2 separate regions of the Homo sapiens genome follow, and region 1 is linked to region 2. A link is a loop called in an ENCODE intact Hi-C map of the cell type or tissue named here. Cell type or tissue: sigmoid colon. All regions are shown on one strand. Region 1 overlaps FENDRR (FOXF1 adjacent non-coding developmental regulatory RNA). Region 2 has its middle 79 kb from the start of FENDRR.

Region 1 (2,500 bases), 69 kb after region 2:
CGGGAAAGACAGTCCAGCGCCCACCGGCCCGTGCTCGCCCGCCTGCCGAGCCCCGAGTCCCGGCAACGCGCCCCGGGTGCTCCGGTCCACTCGGCACACGCCGCGCGCGGGGCTCGGCCGAGGTGGCTTCGGGTGGCTCTGAAGCCTCGGTCTTCCCGGCTCCCAGGACGCCCCCCCCGCCCCCGCCCCTCCATTCAGCCTGTCATCTCGGCCCTCCGCCGCCTCCGGAGCCCCGACGGAGGTGCTGAGTTGTCAACGCAAATTCCTAGTTAAGCCACTTGTTGATAAACCCTCTAGGCAAATTGGTTCCGTCTTTACCTGCCCGCCCCGCCCCCGCCCCCGGCCCCAGCCGGCGCGCCCCTAATTGCTGGAGGAGCTCGACGCCGGCGGCGGCCTCTGCAGCGAGCTAATTGAGTTGGAACCCGAGCGGTCTTCGTTAAGCCGGACGCAAGGCGGGGACGGGGGAAGGGGGCGGGAGGTGAGACGCAGCCTGGGACCTCCGGCCTGGGGTTGGAGGCCCACGCTTGCTGGGGTGGGCTTTTGGTGGAGGAAGAGCAATCATGCGGAGGGCTCTGCCGCCGGGTTAAGTGGACGCAGCGACTATCTGGCGGTTCTCGGGGGTCTGCGTTCCCTGGTTCACAACCACCCCACCCCCACGCGCCTGTGCACATGTCCCTCCCGCCGCGCAGGGTCTCCGCGGGCGCGCCCCGCCCCAAATAGAGCTTACTACAGTAACCCGGGAGTCTCACATCTGCGCGTCCCCCACCCGCCCACCCCCGCACCGCCTGTACCCCAATTTCGGCCCGCACCCGACCAAATTTTAAAAATTGGGAGGGTTTTGGGGACTGCAATGGAAAATCAGCTGGCCCCGGCCCCAGACTCCGTCTACACTGGCACAGACAGGTGGAGTACAAAGCCGGCTTCCTGGATGATTCAGGCCCCAAATCGTAGGTAGAAATGTGCAAGTAATGGACCTTCGATCTGCTTTCCCTCCCTTAGCACATAATCCGTAGTATTCGCTGTTTCCCGTTGCCCCTATAGACACGCCCCAACCAATCTCGCACTGTAAGTGCATTTCTTGGGTTTTCCGGGGAAAAGCACGGTTCCAGCACCCCAGATTCGTCTACCTTGGATTCCGACCCAGGCGTCACCCTCTAGCGGCAATCTCAGTTGCATCCAGAGAACAGCGCCGAGGCCTCCCACTCCCAACCGTCTCCCCTCCTGGCTGGGGCGGGCAGGGGTTGGGGTTTGAGTATGATCCTGATACCCGGGGCCTGGGCAGTTTTACCACCGCCCAAGGGGCAGTCCCGGCGGGAGACGCGCGGGGCCTGGGTTTCCAGAAGGTGCCTCCCCAAGGGGGCGGGCCCCGGGTGCACCCCGGTGCCCCGAGGCCCCCCAGCCTGAAGGCAGGCCGAATCCGCCCTTGACCAAGTCGAGGCCAAGCGAGTGCGAAAAAGGCGTGTATGAGGGGCCCCAAGACCTTTTCCCAGCCTGAAAAGTTTTCGGCGTTGCAGCTCTGGCGTTCCTGGACCCCGGGCGCTCAGGCGCGCACCCCTCCCCTGGGCTGGTGAAGGTATAATAAACACGGCGTTCACGCCGGCAGGACCCATCATTAGCCCAAACCGCGGTGGAAAGGAGCGCTCGGTTGCAGAGCTAGAACAGCAGTTACCAGCCGGGGCTGCCTGGCACCCTCCCGCCGCCGCCGGCGCCTTCCTGGCCGCCGAGCTGCCTCGCAGCCAGGTCCCAATGCCGACCCCAAGGCGTGCCGCCCCTGGAACCCGCGGGGGTCCCAGGTCCACGCCAAAAGAAACGCGCTCTGCTTCTCCCGGGCGTCAGATGCACCGCCTCGGCCGGACGCCAGCCCTGGACAAATTTTTCCGGGAAGGCGACGTAAAGAATGTCAGACTTGCAAAACCAGAGTGCGCCTCGGTTGCTTAAAATGGAGAGAGAGAGAGAGAGAGAGAAGTCAGGGGCAGGTGGGCAGCGGTGGAGGGGCGGCTGCCCTGGAGTCACGGACTTCAGCAGAGGCGGCTTAGCAAAAAACGCAGAAAAACGTGGGGGCGGCAGCGGAGGGAGTGTTGGACGCTTACCGCTGGTCTCACAAAAGAATGAATTTGATTCCTAATTAAGTTAGTTTTCATGGTGCATTAAATGGATCTCAGCTCAATTTTGGGAAAAAAAACAATGACCCCACTGAGAGAAAGCTTCGCCTGCAGCTGCCAGTGGGAACGAAGTGGTTTTCAAACCCTAAGGGAGGTGGGAGGAGAGGCCAGATAAAAGGATCAATGCTGACCTTGGGTATATAACAAAATATTTAAAATATGTTGCGGTTTATGCTTTTTTAAATAGCGGGTCTTATACATCTACCCATGTCAGGGATAGAATTTTTGCAGGTAATTAATTGCTAACTATTAGGAAAAAATCCCCAGGATGAGAATTAATTGGCACTGGGGTAGAGAAATGCAGAGCACATATGAAAACCAAGTGAACCACAGAAATT
Region 2 (2,500 bases):
ATGGTGCATTTGGTATAATTAGTGAACAAATACTGACACATTATCATTAACTAAAGTCTACGCTTTCTCTAGGCTTCCCTAGTTTTTGCCTAATGTGTGTTTCCTGTTCCAGGATCTCAGGTGAATTTAGTTGTCATGCCTCCTTAGGCTCCTCTTGGCTTCATCCCCTTCCCTTTTAATTTAAGGAGACGTCCTGGAGGTATCACATGACACTTCCTCTTACTGCTCATTGGCCAGAACTTAGTCACATGGTTGCACATAGCTGCAAGGAAGGCTGGGAAATGAGTCCTTTCCAGGTAGCCATGTGCCCAGCTGAACCTAAGGAGAGGTGGAGAATGGTTTCTGGGAATAGTGAACAGGCACTGCCACAGCAGGGTCTTAAGAGACCACTTCAGTCGGCTGTCTGCTGCAGGCTGACATGCTCCCAACAGCTGCATTTTGTGGAAGCAACTGCAGCCCAGGACAGTTAAGTGACTACTTCAAGATCACAGAGCCACTCCCTGGGGAGAGGGACAGCACATGTCCCTCCACTCTGCCAGGCTCCCTGGGCTCTCCCCTTCTCTTCATCTCGGAGCTTGTTTCGGAGCAGATGCCAGCTGTCATCCTGTTCCCACGCCAAGCCCCATTTCAGGCCTGGAGTCTGCCAAGAGTCTGCCCTTATCCCTGAGCTGGGTCAGATGGTCCTGCCCTGTCACCCTAGCCTGGATCGAACTGACCGGCTTGCCAGCCAATCTGTTCTTCTGGGAGCTTTTCTGGAGCGTCTGCACTGTGGCAGGCACTGTCGTAAGCCTCTTTACACTTGGAGTCTTGGAGTTCTCGAAGCAAACGCAGAGTTAAGCATTGTTACCGAGGCTCCCGGAGGTGAATCTGCCAAGGTCACAGCCAGTAGAAGGTGGAGCTGGGATCCCAATCAGGCCGTCTCGGGAGCCCACACTTGGGCCCCGTGTGACACAGTTGCAGAGCTCTAAGAGCTCATCTAACTCACGTGGGGACAGCGGGCGTCTGTATGTCTCTCTGGAGACTCTCGTGGTTCTGGAGGCCAAAAGTCCAAAATCAAGGAGTCCGCAAAGCTGGTCCCTTCTTGGGAAGTCAGGAGGAGAATCCGTTCCTTCCTCCCTCCCTGCTTCTGTTGCTGCCAGCGGTTCCTAGTGTTCTCTGGCTCGTAGACGCATCGTTCTGCTCTCTGTCTCCATTGTTTCCCAAGCCTACTCCCTGAGTGTCTGTCCAAACTCATCTTAACTTGATGACAGCTGCTCGATGACACCTTTTCGGAAAGTAAGGTCACATCCCCAGCTACAGAGGGTTACGACTAGGATCTACCCTTCTGGGGGTCACAAGCAGCCCACAACAAAGGGAGGTGCATAGGTACGTGCATAGGGAGGTGCTCGGCAGCCCAGGAGAGCTGCCGTGAGTGTGGTCAACTGTGGCCTTCCTGCTTACCTGTTTATTTTTGCCTGCCCTAACAATCAAGACGCCAGCAAGAAATCGATGTCCCTCTTACATGGTGACTTGGAAAGAGTTTCATATGAGGACAATTTACAGAAGACAGCAACAAGGGTGGTACAGCTCTCCTCCCCCTGCAAAACATAAACAGCAGGGAGCAGAGACCACCACCATGACTGAGGGGTTGGTGGGGGAGTTACTGGAACCCCAGACACAAAGAGGCCCAGTGGAGAGGGGCCTGTCCAACAGGAGCTGTGGCCTTCTTCAGAGGGACACAGCCAGCCTATGTACAAGTCTGTAGCAAGGCCAGTGACTACCCAGCTTCTCTCCCCACCTCCCTCGCATCTCTTGCTGTATCTTGATTTGGCTGAACTCAACAAGATGCCAGGGCAAAGGAGCCTGATTAATACGATGCAGGGGAGTCCACGTTACAATCTCTGAGGGCACAGAGGGAAAAGGAAGGAGAGGCAGACACAGGGAGCAGCTGGAAAGTGTCCAGTGCATCCACCCAGCACCCAAAACACCCTGCCCAAACGTCTGTGGTGCCAAATGCTCAGTGTGCAAGCTCCCCAGCAGTGGGGGCGTAGCAAGTGACAACCACTGGCGTGCACTTGGACATTGGAGTCTGGACTCGTGTGGCCAAGAAGCTGGAAGAGAGGAGAACCACTTCTGGAGATGGTGCTCCTGACAGCTTCACTGCACCCGCTCCCTGGGGTGCCAATGGCCGCAGCGCAGGGGGCTGGGGCTCATGCTGTGGCCTCCGAGCCCAGCTCTGGTGGTGGAAGCTGCACCCCACCAGCCTGATTCTATGCTTTCATTTCCCAGGCTCTCATTTCCACATCTTAAAGCCTTCTGGAAATTCTGTAAGCTTTTCAGTATCCCTTTCCAAATTCCTTTGCTGCTGAGTAAGGCAGAATGAGTGTCTGTTGCTCCAACCAAGAGCCCTCTGTGATACTGAGCAGGGGCAGCAGTCAGGGTCCTGGAAGGAAAGAGGCAGCACCCTTGGCTGGCGATCTGGAGAGCCTTTAATGAAGGGACCAGTTACAGAGGCTCACAC

What was found. Peaks named below come from ENCODE experiments on the same cell type or tissue, not always from the same donor. Only the 100,000 strongest peaks of a DNase experiment are listed, where the experiment ranks them.
Region 1: it touches region 2 in a loop (5-fold over the local background); 6 of 110 quality-filtered maps call a loop at or near these places.

What each region holds. Positions count from the first base shown.
Region 1 is chr16:86,497,297-86,499,796 of GRCh38, forward strand. All of the region lies in intron 1 of FENDRR (FOXF1 adjacent non-coding developmental regulatory RNA), which reads right to left. Among named protein-coding and RNA genes, the nearest start is that of FENDRR, 10 kb to the right of the region's middle. RefSeq lists an enhancer at 1,003-1,627. In sigmoid colon, no CTCF peak of the experiment used is centred here; DNase peaks (open chromatin) are centred at 525, 1,305 and 1,875; H3K4me3 peaks cover 2,500 bases; H3K27ac peaks cover 1,904 bases; H3K27me3 peaks cover 2,365 bases.
Region 2 is chr16:86,428,665-86,431,164 of GRCh38, forward strand. No RefSeq gene overlaps it. Among named protein-coding and RNA genes, the nearest start is that of FENDRR, 79 kb to the right of the region's middle. In sigmoid colon, no CTCF peak of the experiment used is centred here; a DNase peak (open chromatin) is centred at 991; H3K27ac peaks cover 640 bases.